3 separate regions of the Homo sapiens genome follow, and all the other regions are linked to region 1. A link is an interaction called in ENCODE POLR2A ChIA-PET data of the cell type or tissue named here. Cell type or tissue: PC-3. All regions are shown on one strand. Each heading gives the region's core, and the rest is flanking DNA. Links, peaks and the distances in the headings are about the cores only.

The links. ChIA-PET counts read pairs that join two places held together with the same protein. Peaks named below come from ENCODE experiments on the same cell type or tissue, not always from the same donor. Only the 100,000 strongest peaks of a DNase experiment are listed, where the experiment ranks them.
Region 2: POLR2A ChIA-PET joins it to region 1 with 6 read pairs; 2 of 35 experiments call an interaction of 5 or more read pairs at or near these places.
Region 3: POLR2A ChIA-PET joins it to region 1 with 15 read pairs; 1 of 35 experiments calls an interaction of 5 or more read pairs at or near these places.

The regions. Positions count from the first base shown.
Region 1 is chr12:95,795,722-95,798,221 of GRCh38, forward strand. All of the region lies in intron 2 of SNRPF-DT (SNRPF divergent transcript), which reads right to left. Among named protein-coding and RNA genes, the nearest start is that of LINC02410, 6.1 kb to the right of the region's middle. In PC-3, for the core only: no CTCF peak of the experiment used is centred there; a DNase peak (open chromatin) is centred at 1,360; H3K4me3 peaks cover 326 bases; H3K27ac peaks cover 2,500 bases.
Region 2 is chr12:94,433,518-94,441,812 of GRCh38, forward strand. CEP83 (centrosomal protein 83) reads right to left here. Exons shown (of 17, transcript NM_016122.3): 2 at 1,758-1,810. Among named protein-coding and RNA genes, the nearest start is that of CEP83, 22 kb to the right of the region's middle. RefSeq lists an enhancer at 1,987-2,036. In PC-3, for the core only: no CTCF peak of the experiment used is centred there; no DNase peak of the experiment used is centred there.
Region 3 is chr12:96,233,210-96,241,504 of GRCh38, forward strand. All of the region lies in intron 2 of ELK3 (ETS transcription factor ELK3), which reads left to right. LOC124902991 (a long non-coding RNA gene) reads right to left here and starts at 2,387. Exons shown (of 2, transcript XR_007063414.1): 1 at 2,213-2,387; 2 at 1-1,212. RefSeq lists enhancers at 1,797-2,781, 4,823-5,323. In PC-3, for the core only: no CTCF peak of the experiment used is centred there; a DNase peak (open chromatin) is centred at 4,712; H3K4me3 peaks cover 633 bases; H3K27ac peaks cover 1,804 bases.

The sequences.
Region 1 (2,500 bases), core at 1-2,500:
CACCCATCTGCTTATATCTAATTGTCTAGAACTGGGTTACATGGCCTCTTCAGACCATGAGGAAGTCTGGAGAGCTAAGCATTTTAACTGGGCACATTGACACCCTTAACAAAATCAGGATTCTACTGGAAAGAAGGGGAGGTTGGATATCAAGTAGACAACTACAGGAGCAGTATATGTCATCCAAAGTTAGCAATTTCACTGATGTGTTTGGCCCAAGCACCTATTAACATATTCAGTGGCTTCTCATCATTGGCACATAAAATGCATGTTGCTTGGCTTGGCACCCAAACCTATAATGTCCCGGTTCCTTGCCACTCACAGTGAACAACCTGCACTCTTGAAGATGGACAATACTGCTTCATGCCTCTCGCTTCTGCACACCCTCTCCTCCTTCTGGCTACCTCTGGCAGGTCCTTGGAAATTCAGTTCTGACAATAGCTGCTGTGACACCTTTCCTTCTTAGGCTCCTCTTCCAACAGGGTTAGTTTCCCCTCTGTCCTCTCATGGCACCCCCTGTATCACTTTATTATTCTCAGTTATACTTTTTTTTCTCATATACTGGGTGAAAGAAAATTAAAAGCAAAATTGTATATATGCTTTCATTATTGTTTTTGGTTTCTGTTTTGTTTTCAAACAGGTCTCACTCTATTGCCCAGGCTGGAATGCAGTGGTGCAATCTCAGCTCACCGCAACCTTGACCTCTGGGCTCAGATGATCCTCCTGCTTCAAGTCTTCCAAGTGGCAGGGTCTATAAGTGCACACCACCATGCCCAGCTAATTTTTTTGTTTGTTCGTTTAGTGATGGGGTTTTGCCATGTTGCACAGGCCGGTCTTGAACTCCTGGGCTCAAGCAATCCACCCGCCTTGGCCTCCTAAAGTGCTGGGATTACAGGCATGAGTCACAGTGCCCAGCCACTTTCATTATAACAACAGAAAACATACATATGAAAAAGGTCTGGAAAGAAATACATCAAAATATTAGAGATGACTGTTCCTCTGGCCTCTAAACTTTCAGCAATACCATAGGATTGTTATAATTCCATTTTTTGTTCTACAAAATATAACAACTTAAGGCAGGATATGATAAAGCAGTGCCTGGCAGTGCCTCAAGAGTGGCATATAAAGTAGGCTATTAGCACAGGTGAAACTTTGTGGGCTGAGGAAGTTAAAAAAAACCACATGGAGGATGTGGACTGAACCTGGGCACTAACAATTGTGTAGGTGTGGATGAATATGGTGTGGATGAATATGCCAGTGGTGGTCGCCTAAGTGCTCCAGTGTGAATAAACAGAGTGCCTCTGAGAGAATGAGTGGAGTCTATTAGGAGAAGGAGATTCATAGGGATTCGTGGAATGGGGAAGAAAAAGCAGAGGAGGGACAAACAAATAAAGGCTTTGGCAAGTCAAGCTGCTTTGTGTTGGGAGGTTCTCTGAGTCATAATTTAGAAATGACATATAATAGATTAGGAAAAGAAGACTTGGAAGGTGAGCTAAGGGCTACTTTATGAGAATACCTGGGTCTACACCAAGATGAGGATAGGGATAATGGACAGGGGTTGGGAGGAATTGAAGAAGAACCAAAAAGAAATTGATAGAACTTTGTAACTGACCATGGGATTGGCCGAAGACTGGGAAGAAATTAAAAATGACTTGGGCCAGTGCGGTGGCTCACACTTGTAATTCCTGCACTTTGGGAGGCTGAGGCAGGCAGATCACTTGAGGTCAGGAATTCGAAACCAGCTTGGTCAACATGGCGAAACCCCGTTTCTACTAAAAATACAAAAATTAGGCAGGTGTGGTGGTGCATGCCTGTAATTCCAGCTACTCGGGAGGCTAAGGCAGGAGAATCACTTGAACACTGTGGCGAGGAGTGGGTGGGGGGTGAATGAGGGGGGACAAAAAAGTGACTTGGATTGGGGGCTCTGAATCTGGTTAGTTGAAAAAATAATAATCTCTTTTGCAGAAATAGGAAAATCAGGAGATGTAGTTGGTTTGGGAGGTGACTGATTCTATTTGGAACGGGTTGACTTAGTGAGGATGGCAGACCAGTCATGTCCAGCAGATGGTTAAACTGGCTTTAAAGCTTAGTGGGACAGTCAGACAATAAAATTTATAACTTTACCTAATTCATAATTACACTGATAAAACCTTAGCATAGGAAAAGACCTTGGAAGTTATTAGTCCAACCTTTTCTGACACGAGAAAACTGAAGTCCATTTAAAACTTTTTATTTCACAGGCCCCAGCCTAGTCAAGGTTATACAGCTAGTTAGGTTTGGTGACTAAGCTGGGTTTGCAAATTTAGCCTTTTCTTTGCCTAGTACTCTTATGCAAGCAATTGAGAGTACAAAGATTCTACTCAATTTGTCTAGTTCAACGAAAGTACTATTGTCTAAGTATTAGAAAATCAAGCTTAAAAAAGCTCACAATCTACTGAAGCAGCAATTTGATTAAAAACATCCCTTGTCCATAGGTGGGATTTCAAGATATGTAATATAG
Region 2 (8,295 bases), core at 2,406-4,905, 1.4 Mb before region 1:
GAAAAATACAAAAATTAGCCCGGTGTGGTAGCATGTGCCTATGGTCCCAGCTACTCAGGTGGCTGAGGTGGGAAGATCGCTTGAGCCCAGGAGGGTCGAGGCTGCAGTGAGCCAAGATCGCACCACTGCACTCCAGCCTGGGTGACGAGGTGAGACCCTGTCTCAAAAAAAAAAAAGAAAAGAAAAGAAAATTAATTTGGGGGCAGCAAGAGCAGGAGTTAATAATTAGATACCTATACCCATCCCCCAGCAAAAAGTATTTTAATGTCACTAGTTAAAAGGCCTATCAGGAAACCAAGATAGGAAAGCAAAGAATAAACACTAAAATGGAATCCAGTTAAAGTGAAAGAAAGGTTGTTTCAAAGATTACAATTACTTCAAGCACTAATCCTACATAAGAATGAGGAATCCTGTACACTGACCTTTGGCAAATGAATCTTAGTAAACTGCAAATACCATCACTGTAAAACACTCAGAATAACTACCTTTTTTCCATAGGGATTTCATAAGCAGAGGGGCAAACTCTAAAGCTGGCTCTGTCGGGAACAAAGACATAAAATAAGGATTTTGTTCCTTAAATGTCCACCTGCTGCTACTCCTCCTCATTCTTTCCTTCAAACAAATCATCTCTATAGCAACACACTCTTAAAGAATTTGTGGGTGGAAAGCATATGTTTGTGCAAAAATATGAGAACTCAAGAACATGAGCTATTTTATTTTTTCCTTTAATACAAGAGATACACAATCTATTAGGATACAACTAAAAAATAAGAGATATGAAACAAAAAAATGTTTATACACAAAAAAATGTAAAAATTGTACAAATGATAACGCAAATGTTTACATGGAAATTCTTTTTATAGGTTACAATGACACCTTGTGGTAAGACTTTTCAAGTTATACAAATTATCTTAGAAAATATTTTTTACAGCAGAGACGTAAGAAAACCGGTTTAGAAAATAGGAAAGCTCAAAACCATAGTAATGAGTTAATGTGTACAAGTATAATAATACATTTGAAAAGTTAAGGTTGAAAAATCAAACTTTTAAAAATGTCACAATATTAGGTAGGCAAAAGCACTTTACTAACTGTAAATACAAGTTGAATATCCCTTATGTAAAATGCCTGGGACCAGAAGGATTTCAGATTTTGAATTTTTTCAGATTTTAGAATATTTGCATGTACATAATGAGTATCTTGGGGATGGGACGCAAGTCTAAACATAAAATTCATTTATGTTCCATATATACCTTATACATACACATAGCCTGAAGGTAATTTTATTTTTCCCTTGAAGGTGCTTAATAAACTGCGTGTTGTATGCCTGCATTTTGACTGCAACCCATCACATGAGGTCAGGTTTGAAATTTTCCACACGGTGTCATGTTGGTGTTCAAAAAGTTTCAGATTTCAGAGCATTCTGGATTATGGGATTAGGGATCCTCAACCTGTATAAAGCATTATACTAGTCCCTTCACTTGAACTGAAATTATTAAATACTCTTCCTTATTCTCTGGTCCCTTATTCCCATCTTGTAAGAAAAGTCAAGCTGCACCTCTCAAAGCTTCATCTATTACTTTATCTGAATGACACTGAAATTTGCACCCTAGTTCCTAACCTCTCTCTGCTTATGAATCCCCCTCTACTTACATGTTCTCTCTATAACAGAAGCTCAAAGATGGGATTTAAGACAGACTACCCAAAATATGGCACCTTGGCATTTGAGAAAAAAGCAGAAGCAAGAAGGTTTATCTCACCTTCCTCTAAAGTAGGTCATAAGATCCTCAATCCAGAGGTGTCCTCCCTATACCTGTAGGAGAGAAGACACAAAGAGGAATCTGAACAAACAGGACTTACTAAGTTTCCCCCAGTTTGTTACTGCTAGAGCATACCCATTTGTCCTCTAACGATACTTCTGCATGACTGTCCACAAAAAAACAGAGAGACAGACCCTTTGAAAAAAGCAGTTTACTGCTGCAAATGCCACAAGACAGCCAAAAAACTCCAAAGACAAAAGACATGAACTCTCGGGAGCTCTATGGGCCTGTCCATCATCTGAGAAACCCCAGTACTTATCCTGCCAATGCAGGGCAAGATTATATCCCCCTTCTACTACCGCAGCTGCTCCTCTCTTGAAATTGCCACTTCCTGACTGGAGGCCAACCAACTCAAGCCATTTCAGCAACTCCTAACAGAACAACTCTGTTCCAACGGAGAAAACAGCAGCTAATTCAACTGCCTGCAACTCCCTGGCTAATCAGAGGTCCTGAGTCTGTCCACATGACAACTTCAACCGCTAGCCTAACCAGCATTCACTCTCCTGCCACCTCCACTACAGCAGGTGCTGGTATCCACAGCTGGGAGACCTGAAGACAGATTATATCACAAGACAACTTGCAGACATTCGCCAGCACCAGCCTGGAGCCCAGTAACCCTGCTGGGTGGCTAGACCCAGAACGGTAATAACAATCACCTCAGTCTGGCTCCTAGGAAGCCCCATCCCTAGGGGAAGGGGGTGACTCCACATCAAGGAATCACCCTGTGGGACAAAAAAAAAAAATCTGAACAGCAGTCCTTCAGTTCTAGATCTTTCCACTGAAACATACAAATAAAAAGGAACCAGGAAAGTAATTCTGGTAATATGGCAAAACGAAGTTTGATAACACCCCCAAAAGATCACACTAGCTCTCCAGCAATGGATCCAAAACAAGAACAAATCTCTGAATTGCCAGATAAAGAATTTGGAAGGTTGATTATTAAGCTACTCAAGGGGGCACTAGAGAAAAGTGAAAAACAACTTGAACAAATAAAAAAAAAAATAAAAAACAGGATATGGATGAAAAAGTCTCCAGAGAAATATACATCATAAAAAAAAGACAACCACAACTTCTGGAAATTAAATACACACTTAGAGAAATGCAAAATGCACTGAAAAGTTCCAACAACAGAACTGAACAAGTAGAAGAATTTTAGAGCCCAAAGACAGGGCTCTCGAATTAACCCAATCTGACAAAGACAAAGAAAAAATAATTTTGGCTGGGAGCAGTGGCTCAGCTTATAATCCCAGCACCTCAGGAGGCTGAGGCAGGTGGACCACAAGGTCAGGAGATCAAGACCATCCTGGCTAACATGGTGAAATCCCATCTCCACTAAAAATACAAAAATTAGCCAGGCACAGTGGCGTGCACCTGTAGTCCCAGCTACTCGGGAGGCTGAGGCAGGAGAATCACTTGAACCCGGAGGAGGTTGCAGTGAGCCAAGATCACGCCATTGCACTCCAGCCTGGGCAACAGGGGGAGACTCCATCTCAAAAAAAAAAAAAAGAAAGAAGGAAAGAAAAAGAAAAGAAAAGAGAAGAAAAAATTATTTTAGAAAATGAATAAAGCCTCCAAGAAACTTGGGACGTTAAAAGACCCAACATAAGAATAATTGCTGTCCCTAAGGAAGAAGAGAAATCCAAAAGTTTAGGAAACTATTTGAGGGAATAATTGAGGAAAACTTCCCCGGTTTTGATAGATATCTAGACATCCAAATACAAGCAGCTTGGCCAGGCGTGGTGGCTCATGCCTGTAATCCAGCACTTCGGGAGGCCAAGGCAGGAGGATCACTCAAGGTCAGGAGTTTGAGACCAGCCTGGCCAAAATGGTGAAACCCCAACTAAACTAAAAAAAAAAAAAAATTACCTAGGCATGGTGGTGTGGGCCTGTAGTCCCAGCTACTAGGAGGCTGAGGCAGGACAATCACCTGAACCTGGCAGGTGGAGGCTGCAATGAGCCAAGATCGTGCCACTGCACTCCAGCCTGGGCAACAGGGCAAGACTTGGTCTAAAACACATACACACACACAAACAAATACAAGAAGCTCAAAGAACACCCAGGAAATTCATCACAAAAAGATCACCTAGGCACACAGTCATCAGGTTATCTAAAGTCAAGACAAAGAAAAGAATCTTAACAGCTGTGAGGCAAAAGCATTAGGTAACCTACAAAGGAAAACCTAACAGATTAACAGCAGATTTCTCAGCAGAAACCCTACAAGCTAGAAGGAATTGGGTCCTATCTTCAGTCTCTTTAAACAAAAAATTATCAGCCAATAATTCCATATCTAGCAAAACTAAATTTTATAATGAAAGAGCAATAGAGTCTTTTTCATACAAACGAATGCTCAGAGAATTCACCACTGCCAAGCCAGCACTACAAGAACTGCTAAAAGGAGTTCTGACTCTTGAAACAATCTCAAAACATCAAAATAGAACCTTTCTTAAAGCATAAATCTCACAAGACCTACAGAACAATAACACAATGCAAACAAAAAAAGGTAATTAGGCAGCAACTAGTATGATGAATAAAATAGTATCTCACATCTCAATACTGATGTTGAATGTAAATTGCCTAAATGTTCCACTGAAAAGATACAGAGGCCAGCACAGTGGCTCACACCTGTAATCCCAGCACTTTGGGAGGCCAAGGTGGGCAGATCACCTGAGGTCAGGAGTTCAAGACCAGCCTGGCCAACACGGCAAAAGCCCATCTCTACTAAAAATACAAAAAAATTACCCAGGCATGGTGGCAGGTGCCTGTAAACCCAGCTACTCGGGAGGCAGAGGCACGAGAATCGCTTGAACCCAGGGAGCAGAGGTTGCAGTGAGCCGAGATCATGTCATTGCACTCTAGCCTGGGTGACTGAGTGAGACTGTCCCAATTAAAAAAAAGAAAAAAAAAAAAGATGCAGAACAGCAGAATGGATAAAAATCTACCAAGTATCTGCTGCCTTCAAGAGACTCACCTAATACATAAGGACTCATATAAACTTATAAGGTAAAGGGGTGGAAAAAGATATTCCACGCAAATGGAAACCAAACGTGAGCAGGAACAGCTATTCTTATATCAGACAAAACAAACTTTAAAGCAACATCAGTTTAAAAAGGCAAAGATAGACATTATATAATGATAAAAGGATTAGTCCAACAGGAAAATATCACAATCCCAAAAACATATGCACCTAACACTGGAGCTCCGAAATTTATAAAACAATTACTACTAGACCTAAGAAATGAGATACATGGCAACAAAACAGTGAGAGACTTCAATACTCCACTAACAGCACTAGACAAGTCATTAAGACAGAAAGTCAACAAGGAAACAACAGACTATACCCTAAAACAAATGGACTTAACAGATATTTACAGAACATTCTACCCAACAATTGCAGAATATATTCTTTTCATCAACACATGGAACATTCTCCAAGATAGACCACAAAACAAGTCTCAATAAATTTAAGAAAATCAAAATTATATCAAATATTCTCTAAGATCACAGCAGAATAAAACTAGAAATTAACTCCAAAGGAAGCTTCAAAACTATACAAATATATGGAAATTTAAACCTGCTCCTGAATGACCTCTGGGTCAACAATGAAATCAAGATGGAAATTTTAAAATTCTTTGAACTGAACGATAACAGTGACACAACCTATCAACCCTCTGCAATACAGCAAAAACAGTGGTGCTAAGAGGAAAGTTCATAGCAATCACTGTCTACAACAAAAATTCTGAAAAAGCACAAATAGATTATCTAACCTCACAACTCACAGAATTAGAGAAACAAGAACAGACCAAACCAAAACCCAGCAGAAGAAAAGAAATAACAAAGATCAGAACTAAATGAAATTGAAACACAACAACAAGAACAACAACAAAATACAAAAGATAAATTAGACAAAAAGCTGGCTCTTTGAAAAGACAAAATCGACAGACCATTAGCGAGATTATCAAGAGAAGAGAGTAGATCCAAACAGCTCAATTAGAAACAAAATAGGAGATATCAAAAGTGATACCACAGAAATACAAAAGATTGTGCTTTTGTATGGCTACTATGAACATCTTTATGCACACAAACTAGAAAACCTAGAGGAGATGGATAAATTCCTGAAAAGATACAACCCTCCTAGATTAAACTAGGAAGAAATAGAAACAAACTGAACAGGTCAATAACAAGTAGCAAGATTGAAACAGTAATAAACAAAAAAAATGCCAACAAAAAAAAAAAAAGTCCAGGACCTGATGGATTCACAGCTGAATTCTATCAGACATTCAAAGAAGAATTGGTATGAATCCTACTGAAGCTATTCCAAAACACAGAAAAAGAGGGAATCCTCCCTAAATCATTCTATGAAGCCAGTATTATCCTAATAGCAAAACCAGGAAAGGACATAACAAAAAAAGAAAACCACACACCAATATCCCTGATGAACATAGATGCAAAAATCCTCAACAAAATACTAGCTAACCAAGTCCAACAGCATGTCAAAAAGAAAATACACCATGAACAAGTGGGTTTTATACCAGGGATGCAGGGTTGGCTTAACAAATGGAAGTCAATAAATGTAATACACCATATAAACAGAATTAAAAACAAAAACCACATCATCTCAACAGACGCAGAAAAAGCATGACAAAATTCAGATCCCTTTATGATTAAAACCGTCTGCAACATCGGCATAGAAGGGACATACCTTAAGATAATAAAAGCCCTCTATGACAAACCCACAGCCAACATTACACTGAACAGAGAAAAGTTTAAAGCATTCCCCCTGAGAACTAGAACAAGACAAGGATGTCCACTTTCACCACTTCTATTCAACACACTACTGGAAGTCCTAGCCAGAACAATCAGACAAGAGAAAGAAATCAAGAGCATCCAAAGTGGTAAAGATGAAGTCAAAGTGTTGCAGTTTGCTGATGATATGATCATATACCTAGAAAACCCTAAAAACTCATCCAAAAAGCTCCTATAACTGGTAAATGAATTCGGCAAAGTTTTAGGATACAAAATTGATGTACACAGATGAGTAGCTCTGCTGTATACCAACAGCCACCAAGCTGAGAACCAAATCAAGAACTCAACCCCTTTTACAATAGCTGCAAAAAATAAAATAAAATACTTAGGAATATACCTAACCAAGGAGGCGAAAAGACCTCTACAAGGAAAACTACAAAAAAAAAAAGCTGAAAGAAATCACAGATGACACAAATGGAAATATATCCCATGCGCATGGATGGGTAGAATCAATATTGTGAAAATGACCATACTGCCAAGAGCAATCTACAAATTCAATGCAATTCCCATCAAAATACCACCATCGTTCTTCACAGATCTAGAAAAAAAATCCTAAAATTCATATGAAACCAAAAAAGGGCCTGCAAAGCAATACTAAGCACAAAGAACAGATCTGGAGGTATCACATTACCCAACTTCAAACTATACCAAGGCTATAGTTACCAAAACAGCATGGTACTGGCATAAAAACAGGCACATAGATCAATGGAACAGAACAGAGAACCCAGAAACAAAGCCAAGTACTTACAGCCAACTGATATTTGACAAAGCAAACAAAAACATAAAGTAGAGAAACGACAACCTATTCAACAAATGGTGCTGGGACAATTGACAAGCCACATGTAAAAGAATGAAAGTGGAATCTCAACTCTCACCTTACACAAAAATCAACTCAAGATGGATTAAAGACTTAAATCTAAGACCTGAAACCATAAAAATTCTAGAAAATAATATCAGAAAAACTCTTCTAGACATTGGCTTAGGCAAAGAGTTCACGACCAAGAACCAAATGCAACAAAAATGAAATAAATGGATGGGACTTAATGAAACTAAAAAGCTTCTGCACAGCAAAAGAAATAATCAGCAGAGTGAACAGGCAACCCACAGAGTGGGAGAAAATATTCACAAACTATGCATCCCACAAAGGACTAATATCCAGAATCTACGAGGAACTCAAACAAATCTGCAAGAAAAAAACCAAATATTCCCATCAAAAATTAGGGAAAGGACATGAATAGACAATTCTCAAAAGATATACAAATGGCCAACAGACATATGAAAAAATGTTCAACATCACTATCAGGGAAATGCAAATCAAAACCACAATGCACTACCACCTTACTCCTGCAAGAATGGCCATAATTTAAAAATCAAAAAATAATAGATGGTGACAAGGATGTAGTGAAAAGGGAACACTTTTACACTGCTGGTGGGAAGGTAAACTAGTACAACCACTATAGAAAACAGTGTGGAGATTCCTTAACGAATGAAAAGTAGGCTGGGCGTTGTGGCTCACGCCTGTAATCCCAGCACTTTGGGAGGCCGAGGCGGGTGGATCACAAGGCCAGGAGATCAAGACCATCTTGACTAACATGGTAAAACCCCGTCTCTACTAAAAATACAAAAAATTAGCTGGGTGTGGTGGTGGGCACCTGTAGCCCCAGCTACTCGGGAG
Region 3 (8,295 bases), core at 3,444-5,943, 440 kb after region 1:
TGTCTTTTGCTCACGAGAAGCTGAAGACACGGGTTCTCTCTGTTGTTGCAGAAGGAGACCTGGAAGCTTTCACAACCCCTCATCCTCTTCTGTCCAGCAGACCTTTTGTCCTTGCTGGCACTGAACATTCAACCCCGGGGGAGGCTGAAAGCTCTGCTGGCTCCCTTCTCATCAAGAGAGGAAAATGGTGATAGGATGAAAAATCCTCCCGTCTCCACAGCAACCTCTTGGCTTAGCCTCACGATGTACTGAACAATCTTTACTTAATTGGAAGGGATTTCGGGGAGAACAGTCAAGACAAAGTCATTGGCAACCTATTCCTGGAATTAGAACGCATCACCTTCTTAACTTAATTGGATAATTCATTTTAAATTGGGCGTGCAATCACGACAAGAAAATGTTAGTATTAATAATACATATCTGAGATCAACTGCCTCTCCCAAGAAACCTGGCCCTGGTGGAATTCTTTAATTCCTCCAAAATAAATTTTGCAAAGATAAAATGATGTTGTCAAAGTGGAGAAGGAACAAACATCCAGCAGGCATTCATATCCCAGAACTTTCTAGAACACCTCTGTTGGTCATGGAATGTTAGGGAAGACCTGGACTCCCTTTGGGGTGTTTTATCGATCGAGGGGGCCCTCTGTGCCCGGCCCTGGGTGTGAGTGTTGAGGGCCTGGTGTGTTTTGTTAAGTGTCTTTCTTTCCTACCATAGCAGCTATTCAGATGGTTGGAAGCATAACAGATGGCAATGGGCTATTGCCTGGGGGCGCAGGGGATGACCAGGGCCTCTCTCACAAGCTTGGGTCCTGGAAGCTGCTTAGAGACCTGTGGAGTGGCTGAACCGCCTCATGGAGGTCTTCCAATCTGGTCACATTGTGCCGGGAGATGGCAGCTGGTATCAGGGGACCAGGCTGCTGGGAGCAGGGGGCTGCGTGTTGACTGAAGGTGCTGCCTGTCTTGCACGTGCTTCCAGGCCAGCTTCCCTGTGGCACTCAGTGTTCCCCCAAAATAGGGCAGTTGCTAAGAAACAGGGATGAGCCAGAGGCCCGGGAGCGCCGTCAACACTGTGTTGATGAGGATGCTTCTGCGCCAGGGGCTCGGCTGCCAAAGCTCTTGCGGCCTTGCCAGATCCACTTACGTCAGGCTGTTGCCCAAGCCCACACCGAGTCTGCGTTTGCCAGCATGAGCGTTCCTGCTTCTGGGATTTGAGCTGCAGGAAAATTTAGTGGTTGTGTAGACAAACTCACAAAAACTCCAACATTCACAGCATAGCACCCACCACCCGCCGTCCACCCACGCCTCAGCTGCTCCTCTGCACGGCCTCTCCCCCACCCCTGCCTGTGCTCCTCCACGGCTCTTCTCAGTTCCTACCCCAAATTTGTAACATAAAAAAGAGATGCTTACGTGTGTGCAGCATTTTGTTTTAAGCCAGGCACTGTGCTAGGTATTTTTACATCTATTAGCTTATTTTCCAATTTGTGATGCACCAGTGCTGGTGGTCGATATTGAGCCCATTGTAGAGGTGGGGATGCTGAGTCTCCAAGAGGTGTAAGTCACGGACTCAAGATGCAGCAGCAGGGCGGTGGCAGAGCTTTCAGACTAAGAGTGTTGACCCCCAAGGCCCATGCCTGGGCTTCCAAAGCTGGAGGGCGACACAGCTCCAGAGCCCTGGGCCCAGACTTGAGTCCTGTATGCCCAGTACTGCTGATGATTACCCCAAGGGCAGCCAGGGAGGAGAGACAGGCCCCCGGTATTTTTTAATTGAAATGACAGTGGAAAAACTGCTGGCAAGATTATCTGAGTCAGCTGAAAATGTGAGTTTGAGTGGCCCCGGAATACCCCACGCTTCCAGAAGACGCTTCCTATGGAAAGTACTGGAGCGTGGCACTCCTCTGCGTGTGCGCCTCCCAGCTCTCGGCGGCCTCCAGGAAGGAGTCCAAACTCCCTTCACCATCTCACCCCAACCCAACTGCCTTCCCTGCACCCCCACAGCCGCCCCCCACCCCAGCATCTTCTCAGGCCCCCTCCTTCCCCCTGCCCTTCTTGCCTGGCTCACTCCTGGCCACCCTTCAGACTCCTCTCTCTGCCTCCTCCAGCTGGCGCCTCACTTGGTGATGGCCGTGTCTGTTCCATGGCCCCTCCCAGAGGGACTTGGTTTCTCCTGCTGTCATTGCGTCTCCCTTACGGGGCCGCATGCTGGGTTTTCTTACCATTTCCTGCATCCTGCAGAGCCGAGGGCGTGGCAGCACCAATCAAGTGTAGTAGGAATGAGTAGGAAACAAGCATCCTTCTCCATGGCACAGAAGGGAGTCTGTCACCTTGGAAAGTCACTCAAGAGAGGATCCAAGAAAGCGTCTTGCCCTACCTACCCCTCCTTTAGCAAGTGAGGATCTTCGAGGGGAGGGGAGTTTCCAAGTCAACTGGTGACAAAGCCAGGATGAGAAGACACTCCCAGACCACCTGTGGCTAATGACACACACTGCCCGGCCATGCCATCTGCCAGCGCTGGAGGTGGCCGCTCAACACAGGAAGGTCAAGGTCAGTGTTAGCAGCTCCCCCACCCAGCAGGGGAAAGGGAAAGACTTGCACTGGGGAGCAGTTTTATTTATTTTTATTTATTTATTATTAATTATTTTTAGATGGAGTCTTGCTCTGTCACCCAGGCTGATGCAGTGGTGAGATTTTAGTTCACTGCAACCTCTACCTCCTGGGTTCGAGCGATTCTCCTGCCTTAGCCTCCTGAGTAGCTGGGACTATAGGTGTGCCACCATACCCGGCTAATTTTTGTATTTTTAGTAGAGATGGGGTTTCACCATGTTGGCCAGGCTGGTCTCGAACTTCTGACCTCAGTTGAACCACCTGCCTTGGCCTCCCAAACTGCTGGGATTACAGGTGTAAGCCACCACCCCGCCTGAGCAGCTTTATGTTCTATGTTATTAACACTTAAAAGGCCTTTGAATAAAAGTACCCTTGAGTGTTTAAGGAGAGCCAGGAGGGAGACAGGACTCCAGGTCCAGCCAGCAGCAGCGCCCAGCCAAGAAGGCAGGGAGAAAAATGCTGCGAACGTCCAGTCGAATCCTCCCGGGTTGGGGTGTCCTGCCAGGCCAGCAAGCCAGCACTTCTCACTAGCACCCTCAGGGTGCCACGTGTACTCAGGCAGCAGGGATGAAGAGCGCCTCAACTTCAGGCTGGCCAAATTTGGTGAGATAGTTCACGCTGCAGTTTACCGGTGCCAGAAAGCAAAGAAACCTCAACCCAAACCACAAGAAAACCTCTCCCGGGAGCCGACAGAGTTGGCCTGTTCAGAGACAGAGTTCCAGCCTTTGTTGGCAGCACGTCATTCTTAGAAGTCTGGAATGGGTGTGAGTGGGTGTGTACGTGTGTGTGTGTGCACACTCCAAAGTTCGGCTTTGCACAAGGGACAGCCTAGGCTCCACCTTACCCGGTGCCTGTACCATCGCAGTGGGAAGGGCTAGTTGCACCCCAGTGGCGGCCCCAGGCTGTGCCTCCTCTGCCTCGCTGAACAGAGACAATTTTAAGAAAGGGGTGTATTAGTTTCCCAGGGCTGCTGTAACAAATGACCCCAAACTTGGTGGCTCAAAACAATAGAAATGTATTCTCTGAAGGTTTTGGAAGACAGAAGTGTGTAATCCAGGTATCTGCAGGGCCCCGCTCCCTCTGAAGGCCCTAGGGAAAAATCCCCCCTTCCTCTTCTGGCTTCTTGTGGGCTCCAGCCACCCTTGGTGTTCCTTGACTTGCAGCTGCCTCACTCCAGTCTCTGCCTCCACGTCCCATGACCACCTTCCCTGTGTGTGTCTTTCTGTGTCTTCATGAGGACAGAAGCCATTGATTTCAGTGCCTACCTCAAATCCAGGATGATTCTGTCTCGACATCTTTAACCAATTACATCTGTAAGAACCCTGCTTCCAAATCAGATCACATTCTAAGGTCCTTGGTGGACATGAATTTGGCAGGGACATTAAACTCACTGCAGCGGTGGGTGGGGGAAGATTGCCTTGGTGAGAAGCAGCTCAGGTTTATGGGTCAGAGGAGCCCTTTCATAAGATGCTCTTAAATAGCTGGGTGTGGCGGCTCACGCTTGTCATCCCACTACTTTGGGAGGCCGAGGTGAGAGGATCGTTTGAGCCCGTGAGTCCAGGATCATAAGATGCTCTTTAGTGGGGGTGGGTGTGAGGTGAGCCTGCCCCCCAGACATTTGTAGCAGAGTCTCTTATGGCCAGCTGACTGCTCACTGTCCCCTCTGCTTCAATGGCAGAGACAGAGCAGAGGCAGGGGATGTCACACTGCATCCAAGCCACTGAGGGGCACTTCAAGGACAGAAGCTGGCTTCACTCCTTCTCCATTCCTCAGAGCCTGGCATGGGGCCACCCATAGGAGAGTGTGTATTCAGTGTTCACTGAAAGCCAGGTGTGGTGGCTTGAACCTATAGTCCCAGCTACTTGGGAGGCTGAGGCAAGAGGACCGCTTGAGCCCAGGAGCTCCAGGCTGCCGTGTGTAACAGTCGTGCCTGTGAATAGCCACTGCATTCCAGCCTGGGCAATGCCAGCAAGACCCCATCTCTAAAAAACAAAAACAATGTTTGCTGAAAGAATGTTTGCTTGTCGGAGAGATACAGTAACTACTTGTTCTAACTTTGGAGAAAGGACACTTCGGGTTTCATGTCAGGAAGGAGTGAGTCAGACTGTGGTCTGGAAGGGAACCCAAAAGCAGGAGTTGAAGAAAATGTGTTGGCCAGGAAGCCGCGGCCTGGAGATACTCCTCTGCTACTTGTGGGTGTTGTGAACTCAGCTGGGAGCCTCGGGTCTCACATCTGTGAAGTGGGTATCAAAGCGTTGTGAGGCTAACATGAGATTTTGTGTGAGCCTTCTGTAAACTGTAAAGTAAGGTGCCCACCCAAGAAATTTTCCTGGAAGGCAGAATAAAATGAAAAGTGTGATATAATGAGCAGTGTGTACGATTAGATTATTGCATGCTAAGCAAGATTCACTGGGTGAGGGTCATGTTGTAAGGACCTGTGTGAGTGAGGCACTGACTGCGTTGAGTCTTTAGAAAAAATTAGCCTATGGGGTATTTTTATTCCCATTTTAGGGGTGAGCAAACTGAGCCCCGTGTAGATGTTCAGTAACTTTCCCAAGGTCATAGTAAGCAGAGAGGCTGGAATTCAAACCCAGATCTGTTCACCCCAGCACTGGGTCCACATGACTTCTGGCCCGTCAAGGCTCCTGGCCTGTGCCCTTGTGTGAGCTGCTGCTGGGCACGGGCCTGGAGACAGCCGGGGGAGCTTGGCAGTGGGTGCCATCACCGGGCTGTATATGGTGGACACGAGCTTCCTGTTGTTTTCCTGTCACCCTCGTCCCTTGGATGGCATGCCACTTATAGTTTGGCTGCTCATGTCCAGTCTGCTGCACTGGGAGTGCTGGGTCCCCCGTGCCTCATGTTAGGGTGTCCCTCCAAAGCAGGCACCTTCTCTACCCTGTGGATTGGCAGAGGCAGTTCTATTTCTAGGTAATGAATGGACCTTACGGAAGATTGGTCTCTTCCGCCCGAAGAGCTAGAAATAACTGTTCTCAAGCAAGGCCCATGCTTTCTCAGCACAGAGCTGGTTTTCCCAGGCACTCTGCAGTTAACCCCACTATTACTCTGGAATGCAGAGACCCCTTGGCCCTGTCGGATTTACTTTAGTAGCAGCCTCTGCTTCCAAATGCAGCTGCTTTCTGGAAGAGGGTGTGGTAGTGGAACAGAAATGGCTTAGGTCTTGGCACTAGATACAATTGGGTTCAAACTTCGGCTCCACCAGTTACAAGCTGTGTGACCTTGGGCTAGTCAGCTTTTTAGTTCCTATTTCTTTCCCTTAAAAAGTCTTAATTTGACAAGTAATACATATCAAATATACATTCTTTAATGTGAAAATACACATAAGCAAAAAGAAATATGAAAAATCACTGTTAAATTTTAGTATACCTCTTTTAAGATTAATTTTTCTACCTCCTTTTATTTACACATATATGCATATATACAGTAGAAAACATATAAATATATATGCAATAGAACATTTTTAAAATAATGGAATTATTCATACTGTTTTTTTTCCCCACCTAATGTATATTTAAAGGTATGGGGAAGTGTTAGCAATGTCGTGTCCCCTGAAGTAGCTACGTGGTATTCCATTGTATGGCTCTCCCAATATTTAACCTACCCCCAGGTGGTGGACAGTTGGATATAACCTCACTGTCCAGGGGGACCTTGGCTTCTCCATCTCTGCAATGGGATAACAGTGCCCATCCTGCAAGGCAGCTGTGTGTGCTCAGCATGCAGCTGGCCCTCATAAATGCTGGCTTCTTTCCTTGTCCTTTCTCTGTACTGGTTCCTTTCACGTAGGGTATCTACCACGATAAAATGAGTGTGCCCCAAATAAATGCATTGTCTCGTGTGTCTGCTCAGCACCTGAACAGGTTCCTGCCTCGGGTCTTGCTGACAAGTGCGCAGGGCCAGCAGCTTCCCGTTGGCCTCTCCCAGGAACCCTGAGCAGAGGCCTGAGCCCAAGCAGACGCTGCAAGGCTGCTCTTCTCCCTCCCAGTCTGGGCAGCATGGTTTCTGCTCTGAGAAGCCGCCGGGAGCAGTTGAGATGAGCTGGGTGCCTGGTTAGTGTCTGCACCACCTTTCGGGGCCTGACATGTGGCGTCTCGCCTGTAGGCTGCGGCCAGCATCTAAGCGGAGCACTTGGATCTAGCAGTTATTCACATCTGCGGCTCCGTGTGTCCCCCTCCTAGAACCTCCCCACAACCCCCAAATTAATTGGATTGTGTAAGGTTTTCGTCACAGTGGATGTCAAGTGCTGGCCGTGTTAGGCACAATATAATATAAGCCTTGTATCTATTTCTTGTCTGAACCTAACTAAATAAAAACATCATGTTTCCCTGCTCAGTTGAGATATGTAAACCAGATGTAATTCTGCCTGCTGTGCAACTGATCATGTTACCCAGAACTTTGGACAAAGCTAGCAGAATATGCGCAGCCTTCTGTGAGGGTTAATTTTGTCTATTAAATTGTCATTAGGGCTGACACAGGGTGATATTTATGTTTTGTTCTGTTTTTGCTTAAATGGGAGTGTAAAAATGATGATAATACTAATAGCTAGTATATGTTATGGGGCTTGTCATGCGTGGATGCATCGGGCGTTCTGATAGAAGCTGTATATGGATGTCTCATTCAGTCCCATGAGGCAGATGGATCAGTCCCCATTTTATACATGAGAAGCTGAGGCATTGAACTCAGGCAGTGACTCTGGAGCCTCTCCTTTTAATCCCTGCAGCAGTCTTTGTGATAGGGTCAAGTGGGTATTTATTGGAAAGGTCCCCTGCTCTGTCCCCCTTACCCAGTGCAGGGGTTAAGAAGGGCCTGTTTGTTAGGAAAAGTCTTCAGCACAACCGATCCTGCTTGCTTACTGAGCTGCTGACATTCTCAGTTTTGAGAACGAGGTAGGAGAGTTGCAGAATCAGAGGGCAGGAGCGCTGTGTTTCCAGGGTGCCCTGAAATGGCAGAGGATCCAGGGGCCAGACCAGAATGACGAGGAACTCGCCACAGGCCTGGCTCCTCGCGGGGAGGAAAACGGAAGATCAGATAACAAGACTAAGCACGTGAACTCCAGATGCATAACCTTGGATCAAAATTGGGGTGCCAGACCAGAGTGGGTGGACAGACACATGCAGCAAATATTTGCCACGTAAATGGATGGGTGAAATTATGGCTCATTAAGCTCTCACGGGAGGTGTGAGGTTGTATGTAGCATGTGGAGTTTGCATATGGCCTCTAATATCTGCCTGGGAGTTTTCAGTTTAAAAATGCCAGCAAAGAAGAACAAGCAGGTATATGTATGGGATACACCCACAGGGAGCTTTAACCAGCCTAAGAATGAGCCGTGGAAAATTGTGTCTTTCATGCCTGTGGCTTTATGCCTGGGTCAGTTCTCCTTATAGTTGGTAATTCATTCAACAAACATTTAATTAACTCATTTAAATATAATCCTAATAACATCATCAAGAAGGTAAATCTAATTCCATATGCATCTTTTCATTACCTAGCACTGCATATGCTTTTTTTAAATTACAAAACTTATCGAAATATTTCTCATCTATCTACTATTTGAGATTATTTACACAGACTCCTTCCTCTTCAAAGGGCACAGTGGAGCGTTTGTGTGTGTGTGTGTGTGTGTGTGTGTGTGTGTACATATGTAAACACACTGTGGACAGCCATACCTTTTCTTATAGGT